Linked DNA regions of Mus musculus: region 1 is linked to region 2. A link is a contact called in ENCODE Hi-C or POLR2A ChIA-PET data. All regions are on one chromosome and are shown on one strand. The core of a region is the stretch at or near the end of the contact, and the rest is flanking DNA. Distances in the headings are between cores, read along the strand shown. Region 1 overlaps Gm32633 (predicted gene, 32633). Region 2 holds the start of Klf13 (Kruppel-like factor 13).

The links. Hi-C counts contacts between places; a loop is a spot of excess contacts on that map. ChIA-PET counts read pairs that join two places held with the same protein, here RNA polymerase II (POLR2A).
Region 1: a map of adrenal gland shows a loop between it and region 2 (2.5-fold over the local background). The contact joins the enhancer-like site here to the promoter of Klf13 in region 2. A Hi-C loop is called at or near these places in 10 of 37 maps with a recorded cell type or tissue (CH12.LX, T-helper 1 cell, T-helper 17 cell and 6 more). POLR2A ChIA-PET finds 5 or more read pairs at or near these places in 2 of 5 experiments (Patski and embryonic stem cell).

Annotation. Positions count from the first base shown.
Region 1 is chr7:64,009,160-64,014,372 of GRCm38, reverse strand. Gm32633 (predicted gene, 32633) reads right to left here. Exons shown (of 6, transcript NR_169109.1): 4 at 2,592-2,724. Among named protein-coding and RNA genes, the nearest start is that of Gm32633, 25 kb to the right of the region's middle. Within about 2 kb of position 2,577, at least 1 of the 3 ENCODE cell types and tissues checked has a DNase peak (open chromatin) inside an H3K27ac peak, as active enhancers do.
Region 2 is chr7:63,936,453-63,941,330 of GRCm38, reverse strand. It overlaps Klf13 (Kruppel-like factor 13), which reads left to right and starts at 2,416. Exons shown (of 2, transcript NM_021366.3): 1 at 2,416-3,364. The coding sequence starts at 2,785.

The sequences.
Region 1 (5,213 bases), core at 1,328-3,827, 73 kb before region 2:
GTGAGCTGGGCATGGGGAGATGGGGGGCGGGGGGCGGGGGCGGGGCCCTACATCAGCAGCTGCTGCCCTGGCTGAGAACCTAGCTCTTCCTAGATCCAAAACCACTGTACAGCTTCTCTCCCAATGGAAGCTTCCTTCAAGAGACCCTGGCAGGGGCAAACCCTGGGCTCTGGCTCAGGGGCACAAGTCTGACTGTTCATTACACAAAATTCCTAATGAGAATCCTCACCCCTATGTGGTATTAGCAGGTGAGGCCTCCGGGAGCAGGGCCCCCATAGTTAGAATAGCGCCCTTGAGAAAGGGGCTACAGGGGATCTGGGGAGGAGTTTGGTTGAGTAGAAGGACTTGCTATGGAAGCAGGAGGATTTGAATTGGAATCCCCAGCATGTAAAAAGATGGAGATGTAGTGAAGGCATATTTAACCCCAGCACCCCGTGGGCTGATAGAAGGGGCATATTTACCCCCAGCATCCCATCGGGTGATAGGAGGGAATACCTGGATGCTTTCAGGCCAGCTAGTCTGGTTATTCAGCAGTTAAGGACAAAGAAACACATCTGAAAATCAAGCTGGAAATGTCCTCCTACGTGTCACAGTGACCGAAGTGCAATGGAGCTACTGGGAAGAAAATCCATCTGCGGTATTACCCAGGAGCGAACACCGCGTGCTACAATACCATCCGACCAGGCAGGACAGAGGACGGTGAGAGGAAGGTTATGGGGTAACCAACAACTCTCTGGTTAGATTTGAAGCCAGCTCCATAGGATGAAATTCATGGCTGGTACTATAAGTCTAGCGAAAAGCTCTGAGGTCAGAGGCGCAAGAGGAGAATCGACTATACTGTTGCCTTTTGAAATGGAACTGTTACAAAATTGCTTCCTATATATACTATGTTTATACTCATGAATCCATTCTGCCTTCCCACAACCTTAGCCAAAGGAACTTCTCTTTGCTATGGTCATGAGTTAACGTAAAAACTCCTAACTGGTCAAAGTGTTGATAATAAGTGATTACTTAATGTTGAGTGAGACAGGTCTGCATGAACGACTCCCTGCCTGCGACTCCCTGCCTACCGAGGCTCAGGGAACTTTGTGAAAGAAGGGGTTGAAGGAATCTAAGAGCTAGCAGATAAGGAGGTATGCTGTGAAGTGCTGTCATCTCTACACAGCATGGCACTGCACCTATGAGCTCTCTGCCATGATAGCTATCTGCACAAGATCAGTCAACTCTGTGTGTGTGTGTGTGTGTGTGTGTATCTTTGTGTATGTGCCTGTGTGTGTGTGTGTGTATCTCTATGTGTGTATGTGTCTGTGTATATATGTATCTGTGTGCCTGTGTACATGTGTGCCTGTGTGTGTCTCTCTCTGTGTGTATGTATCTCTGTGTGTATGTCTGTGTATGTCCATGTATATCTGTGCCTATGTGTATCTGTGTGTGTGTTTCTGTGTGTATCTGTGTCTGTGCATATGACTGTGCATCGTGTGTGTGTGTGTGTGAGCAAGTGTGTGTGTGTGTGTGTATAAAAAGTGAGTGAGAAAGAGAGCACATTCTGTAGGAAGGGAATGCTGGGAGGTACCTTGTAGAAGTGGGAGAGAAGGGAAGAAGACCTGGGAGTGGGTCTGATCAAGACACATTGTTTATATGTACAGATTTTCAAAGGATGAAAGTTTTTTGGTTTTTGGTTTTTTGCTTTTTTTTTTTTTTTTTTTTTGGTTTTTCGAGACAGGGTTTCTCTGTATAGCCCTGGCTGTCCTGGAACTCACTCTGTAGACCAGGCTGGCCTCGAACTCAGAAATCTACCTGCCTCTGCCTCTCAAGTGCTGGGATTAAAGTCATGCGCCACCACTGCCCAGCGAAAGATATTCTTTATAGAGACAGGGAGAGAAGAATTTTTCTCAAATAAGCTACAAAGTGAAAACCCACATTTGTGATTTTCCTCTGACCTTCCCAGGCATGTCCTGCCATGTGCCGTATGTGCCCACGTGCACACAGGCACAGACACAAACACGCACGCACACATTCACACTGAGAACAATAAAAGGGAGGGGGTAGATCCCTCAGCCCTTCCACCATCCGAAGACTCTGAGACAAGCACCAACTACAAAACAGGAAGCCTACAGTAGAATCATCGCTCACCAGTGCCCCAGGCCCCAGCAGTGTGCAGGTTAAATCCCTGCTGTTTATAAGTTAAGTTAAGCTGGGTGGGGTCTGAGATAGTCTGTCGCAGTAGCACCAATTACCCAAGACATGGGTATGTGCTCTTCCTACCCTAGCAGCAGAAGCACACACACACACACACACACACACACACACACACACACACACACAGCCTTCTTCCTTTGCTTCTCCAGCCCTCTCCTCTCAGCAACTCTTTCATCATCCGGCCTCCGCACTCTCTCTGTAGCCAGTTCCCATGTGAGGCAATCGGGCACTGACTGTTTTTCCTGAGCAGACACATACTGACTGACTCAGGGAACAGACCACAGAGCTGGATCTCTGCGGCTGGGCTCGCTCTTCTCCTCTTTGACCATGCACGTGGAGATGAACTCATTGACCATGGGAAACGAGGCACTGGGTAGTCCTTTGATTATTACCTACAGTTGCTCGGGCAGAAGTACCAGAAAAGGCGAGGCTTCGGGACAGGAAGTTGCCACTGTATTCAAATGTTATGGTAAAGCTGGTGTCTGTGAAGATTGTGTGGGCGACTTCTGACTTCCCTCTAAGAAACTGTGAAGGAAAGATAAAGAGGGCAATGACCAAAGCAACAGCAACAGTGAGGAAGGGGAGGAAAGGAGAGAAAAGGAGAAAAGAAAGAAAAGCAAACAGAGGTGACCATAGTAAAATTAGAAACTCATGTTTAAAGATTTATTAATAGATTAAAAGCTGAGGCTGGGGAGAAGGCTTGGTGATAAAGTGCCTGCTCTCTGTGTGAGGATCTTAGTTTAGTTCCTCAGTTCCCACAGAAAAAGCCAGGGCTGGTGGTTGTGTATGTAGCACGGCCTCAGATGTCAGAGTCAGAACCAGATGGAGCCCCTGGGCTTACTGGGAAGTCTGTCCATCTGAAAAAGTGAACTACAGGTAAGTGAGAGAAGCCATCTCAAAAATCAAAGTAAGGAGCTACAGGGAAAGACACCTAACATTGACCTCTGGCCTCCATATGGCGTGCATGGGCCACTATACCATATAGACCAAGAAAGAAGGAAAGGAAGGAGGAAGGGAGGGAAGGAATGAGGGAGGAAAGGAGAAAGGGAGGGAGGGAGGGAGAAAGGAAGAAAAGAAGGACAGAAGAATGGAAGGAAGGAGAGAAGGAAGAAGGCATGCATACATGTACAACTTGGGGGCGTGTAGAATATTTACAAAACACATCCAAATAAAGGGCTGATGTCTACAATATGTAAAGAGGTCTTTAGAATCAATAAGAAGATTGTAGAAAAGCTGAGGACACAGTTGAGTGGTAAAGCACTCACTTGGCATAAATGAAGTCTTGGGTTTGGGCCCAGAACCATAAAAGGGAGTGGAGAAGCAAATACTTCAACGGGGAAAGAAAACATTAAAGGCTTAAGTGGAAACTTCATGAAAGAACATCTCTGAATGGCTAACAAATCTGATAGGGAACTCAACCCCATTTCTTCAAGGAAGAATTTAAACTACAGTGTATCATCGTGAGACCATCTCATCCACAACACTTCATGAAAAGAGAGTCAGGCAAAAGCACATGCTGGCAAGGATCCTGAGAGACTGGGGCATGGCTCGCAAGAGTGTAAACTGGTATGGATCTTTAGGAAACAATCAATCTTCAATTATCCAAAAGTTTAGGGACTTGACCAGCAATTTTGCTCCTAGGTGTACATCCAAAATGGATGAAAAAAAAAAAATCCCTACACAGCCAGTACTCACAGCAATACTGTTTATAAGAGGTCCAAAGTAGAAATAACTCAGAGGCCCTCTCAAATGATGATGGGACGAGCAAAGTGTGCATCTATTCAGGGATACATGTCCATATTTGAATGGAGAATGAAGGAGACTTGTCATTGAAAGAAGCCAGTCACAGAAGACCATATATTATCTGATTCCATACATATAAAAGTCTTTGAAGAGAAAAATTCATATGAGATACAGAGTAGGTCTATAGTTGTCCAGTACTGGGGTTAAAAAGGATGTGGGTGGAGGGCTGGTGAGATGGCTCAATGGTTAAGAGCGACTGTTCTTCCAAAGGTCAAATCCCAGCAACCACATGGTGGCTCACAACCATCCATAACGAAATCTGATGCCCTCTTCTGGAGTATCTGAGGACAGCTACAGAGTACTTACATATAATAAATAAATAAATCTTAAAAAAAAAAAAAAAGAAGGATATGGGTGTACTAGCCAAAGGTTATGTGTTTCTTTGGGGACTTTGTGATGCTTTGTATATGCTCAGCCCAGGGAGTGGCACTATTAGAATGAAGTAGGTGTGGCACTGTGGGTGTGGGCTTTAAGATCCTTATCCTAGTTGCCTGGAATGGAGTCTTCCACTAGCAGCCTTCAAAACTCTCAGCTCCTCCTGCACCATGCCTACCGGGATGCTGCCATGCTTCCTACCTTGATAATAATGGACTGAACCTCTGAACCTGTAAGCCAGCCCCAATTAAATGTTGTCCTTATAAGAGTTGCCTTGGGGGGGGCTGGTGAGATGGCTCAGCGGTTAAGAGCACTGACTGCTCTTCCAAAGGCCCTGAGTTCAAATCCCAGCAACCACATGGTGGCTCACAACCATCTGTAATGAGATCTGACTCCCTCTTCTAGCGTGTCGGAAGAAAGCAACAGTGTACTTACATATAATAATAAATAAATAAATCTTAAAAAAAAAAAATAGAGTTGCCTTGGTCATGGCATCTGTTCACAGCAGTAAAACCTTAAGTCAGGACTCAGTGACTGGTGATGATCACTCAGCTCTGTCAGAATGTTCAAATGAACTGAATATTCTTAGACAGACAAATTGTATCACAATAAAGCTGATAGCTAAAAACAGAAGGAGAAGGAGAAAGGAGGAGAAGAGAAGGGGAAGAAATAAGGAAAAGAAATAGAGAGGGAGAGGAGAGGAAAGGGGAGAGGAAAGGCCTTCACTGTGACATCACAGCCACTGGAGTGAAAGAATAAATCCCAAGCTTTGCTGGGGAAAAAGAAAAACCAGAACCCACACACTGTTGACGTGGGCCGCTGGATACCATCACTCT
Region 2 (4,878 bases), core at 1,167-3,666:
TTCATTTGCTCCCACTTGGTTCACTCTGATCTGTTTTGTTTCAGTTTCTCCTTTTCTTTCCAGCTAAAAGGAAACATCCCTATCTCATTTACCCATACTATTGTTATCAAGATCCTACTAGCACAGAAACATGGACCTAGAGCTATGAGATATTTACTGGAGAGTAGAGCTGTACCCCTAGGATATTTCTATCTGGGTTTGGGACAAGAAAGGCCTCAATTTTGAGACCCCAATCATTTTGTACTTGGTGAGTGAACTGGTAAGAAACCACTCAAGGTAATGCCTCTTGTATATAATATCCAAAGGAGAAAACCCTTTGGGAGACCATCAGGAAGAAAGCTTGGATGGGGTATGTCAGAAGGGTTGATTGATGCAGTTCTATCCTAGAAACCTATAATGTAGGAGTCCAGTGAATATGTATGTCCCAGGAAGGTCCACCGTGGAGGACACCACCAAAAAGTGTTTTTGTTTGTTTGTGTTTTTGTTTTGTTTTTTTGGTTTTTCGAGACAGGGTTTCTCTGTGTAGCTCTGGCTGTCCTGGAACTCCCTTTGTAGACCAGGCTGGCCTTGAACTCAGAAATCCACCTGCCTCTGCCTCCCAAGTGCTGGGATTAAAGGCGTGCGCCACCACGCCCAACCAAAAAGTATTTTATGTACTGCAGAATGCCCCTGGCTGCAGAGGGACAGAAAGACATGCATGGACTGAAAGGCAGTGTAGGGGCCAGCTCTTTCCCAATGAGATGACTGTCTGTGGCATGTGGTGGGAACAGAGGAGCAATCTGAGTCATCACTTGGTCAGGACACAGTCTCTTAAATGCCATCAACATAATCTGCCTGGAACAAAGATGACTACTTTCTGCCAAGTGGAGACCCTCCTACAAAGCCCTGATCCAGCTTCTCCACAAAACAGCAGCCCAATGGTGTGGAAATTCAGGGTGTGTGCTCACACTCGGGGTGTTCAAACGTTAACCTAAAGTTTCACAACTGAAAATTCCAAATTGTTCAGTTTCCTCAATTATCAGAAATCAAAGTCTTTTCTATTTTAGGCTCCCATTTAACTTGGGGAAGAACTTGAAATCAGAGCCATGGTTCTTAATTTTCACCAGTAGTGAGGTGACTGACCCTTCTTTAGCTCACTGGGGTCGACCAACCGGCAGTCGGGTCTCCCTGACTTGGTGGCTGACTTATTTTAAGGTATCATCCACAATGAAAAGGAGAGGCTGCTGATCCTACCCTCACAGGTCAGAGGCCAGTTGCGGCCAAAGTCTTTTGAGTGTGTTAAGATTGGTTCAAAGGCAGTTGGAAGCTACGGGTCTCTCTGATGATGGCCTAGTGTTCAGAGAGGAAAGAACATGAATGTGTGTCTAGACTTTAGAGCAAGGTGGCCTAGTTGGAAGGCCCCGGCAGGACGCAGCGGAGCATTTCCTTCAGAGGCCCAGACAGTGGATGGGTGGGGCGCCCTGGGCGGGGTCCTCGCAGCTGGTGGTGTTTGAAGCCTCCAGGACCGCGGTGGGAGAGGGGCGGCCTGGAGAAGTTGGCAGCAGGCCTGGGGCAGGAAGGGGGAGGAAGGGGCCCCGTGTTCCCTGAACAGCCGCGACCGCAGCCCCAGCACGTAGCTCACTCCCTCAGCATTGGCAGTGGTGGGTCCTGCATCAGCCAGGTTAACATAGGCTCAAGGGCAGTTCGGCCGCGCGGGGGCGGGGCGGCCCCAGTGGTGACAAGGCTCGGGCCAAGGTTGCGTAGAGAACCGGAGCTCAATAGGAGCGGGGTGAGGAGGTGGCTGGAGATGGGCAATGCAAACCCGGCCACCAGAGAACTCCGCTGCGGTGGGGTGAGGCTCGGTAATGTCCCGCCCATAGGCGAGGTCGGCCGCTTAGGTCCCATAGGGACCGATACGCCACCTTGCCCGCACTCCCGGCGGGCGGAGCGACCACAGGGTGTCTTGCTCAGTGTTGCCATCCTCGTGCCACCCACTGCTGCCTGCTCACAAAAGCTCTGGCATGGAAAGGGCCGGCGGGGTTCCCGCTGCGGGAGGCACGCGCCCCAGCCCTGCGCCGCTACACAGCGGCCCGCCACCCTCGGACGTCATGCGTCTGCGCGCCGCGCGCCCGGCTCCGATTTCCGCCCCTCCTCTTGCAGGCCCAGGGGCACGCCCACTGGCGCGCGCAGGTCCCGCGGCCAGTAGAACCCTCTCGAGGACCGGATTGGCTGCATAAAGTACTCAAGAGCCAATGGAGTTCGCGTCTACCACTGGCCACGCCCCTCCTGAGGCGCTCCAGGCTCCCCGCCCCCTTCGTGCGCGCTGCTCCCTGCGGCCGCTGCCGCCTGTAACCTGCGCCGCCAGGATGTGGCTGGGGGCTGACGTCGGGTCCAGATGTGGCCCCGGCCCCGCCCACCCCCGGGGCCGGTCCGCCCACACCGAGCCGCGGCGCGCACGGAGGCTGTCCCGCCTGCCACAATGCACGGTGGAACTGCGACCACAACTTGCAGGGGTCGTGCCTAACGTCGCCTCCGCTCGACGTCCCTAAGACAGGCCGACTCTGACGCCGCACGCGGACCCTCCTTACTGGAGCCCCCCATGCGCTCACCCTCCAGTGCCCGGCCAGGCGGACGCGGAGCCGCGCGGGTGACGGCAGAAGCGGCTACGCGCCCAGCCTAGCCCAGCCCAGCCCAGCCGGAGAAGAGGGCGCGCCGCGCCCCCGCCCCCCGCCGCTCCCGGAGGCCGTGGGTGCGGATGCGCCGCTGACGACTCCTGCGAGAGCACCGCGCGCCCTAGCCCGCAGCATGGCAGCCGCCGCCTATGTGGACCACTTTGCCGCCGAGTGCCTCGTGTCCATGTCCAGCCGCGCAGTCGTGCACGAGCCGCGGGAAGGACCTGAACCCCGGCCCGAGGGCGCGGCCGCCGCCGCCCCCACACTGCCCCGCGTTGACGAGCGCCGCGACGGCAAGGACAGCGCCTCGCTTTTCGTGGTGGCTCGGATCCTAGCGGACCTCAACCAGCAGGCGCCGGCGCCCGCCCCCGCGGAACGCAGAGAAGGGGCCGCTGCGCGCAAGGCGAGGACCCCCTGCCGCCTGCCGCCTGCGCCCCCTGCGCCGCCACCCGGCCCAGAGCCCGCCTCCCCGGGACAAGCAGGCGCGCCGGCCGCGCCCCCCAGCCCCGCGTGGAGCGAGCCGGAGGCGGCATTGGAGCAGGAGCCCGGCCCCGCGGGGAGCGGCGAGCCTGGCCTCAGACAAAGGGGTCGGCGAGGCCGGAGCCGCGCGGACCTCGAGTCCCCGCAGAGGAAGCACAAGTGCCACTACGCGGGCTGCGAGAAAGTTTACGGGAAATCTTCGCACCTCAAGGCGCACCTGAGAACTCACACAGGTCAGTGGGGCGGCGGGGACGCCGCGAACGCGCGGACTAGGGACTGCTTGGGACCGGCCACGCCCCCAGAGCTTCGGGCCCAGCGCTAGAGGGGGCCGGGGCCGAGGGCGGGGAGCCATGAGCTGAGGGCGATCGCAGCCGCGCCCCTGTCCTGGCGCTCTGGCCTCGCGTGACGCTGGCCGTGGCGCTTGGAGCCGGCGCCCTCTCGGCGACCGCGCCCCCATCGGGCACGCCCCCTCCCAGGCTCTTGGGGCGGGGCCGCGGGGGTAGATGTCGTCATCCGGGCTGCGGGCGGCGCGGGCAGGTGCGCTAGAGGTGGTTGGGGGGGGGGGCAGGCGGCGCTCCCTTTTGGGGCGTAGGTGCTCGGGGAGCTGGAGTCTCGCCACCCCTCTTCCCAGGCCTCCGGGCGGGCTCTGGCGAGGGAGGGGCCGGCTGGGGCGGGCGAAGTTCACGCGGGGACAGGGCTCCCTTCAGCCACTCGGCACATTCTTCGTTCTCTTCTTCCTGTAATTTTTCCAGGGCTCTAAGGTTTAATTTGTCGCAACCCGACCCAGCGGCGGCGCTGGCCGACGCGGGGGGCGGTCCCAGTCCTCGCTCCCTACCCCACGGCTCTTTGTGGGAGCCCCAGCCCATCCGGCCGGCGGGGGCGCGCCCGGCCGCAGGGGGCTGCGCTTGCTCTAGGAAGGCGCGCTCCGTTCACTGACCTTTCTGATCCAACTCTCACTTGCTCTTGGGCTGTGTGCAGGCAGGTGGCACCTGTACCAGGGCGGCCGGCCTGAGCCTGAAACCTGGGATGGCGTGAGGTCACTCGCCTCTCTGGTTTCCGGGGACCGCTTCGCAGCTCGACTCTTGGTAGTTGATGTCGAAGTCCGACTTCCCCCCTCCATTTTTGGTGTTAACACAAACATTTAGGGTTGGTTGGGGTTTTTTTGTTGTTGTTTTTTCCTTTTTTGAGCTCACAGAAACTCTTTCGTAACAGTTAACTCTCAAGTTCACTGCAAAAAATACTTAATTCCGTTACTTTGTTACCGGGGTCTGTTCTTTTCGTTGTTGTTGTTGCTAACAGTTAAGTGACCGACCGAGAAGCTCTAGACATGCAAGTCGTGGAGACTAGAGCTCAAGGCCCGTGTGTTCATAATGGAACGAGCCGGAGCTCTAGGCCAGGGAGGTGTCAGAACTTTCTCTATAGAGGCCGGGGGTTGGGGGGGGGGTCCTCAGCCCTTATCTGTGGTCCCTCAAACCACGTGGCAGGTGATGGGATTGAGTGAAGACTGTCATCTCCCGGCATTCGGAGTCGAAATTAATGGTCTGTGAGCCCAGAAGGTGGGTGGGGTTTGTGTAGGGTTCCCAGTTCTGCTCGGGAAAGCCGCTGCTGGGGTGGGTGTGGCCATGGGGGAGGAGCAGAGAGCTTGGTTCAGAACTTGATGGACCAAGAGTGCTGAGTTGGGGCGGGGGTGTTCGGCGAACTATCGAATTGAGAAATCTTGGTGCAGAATATTTCACCGTGGTTTCCC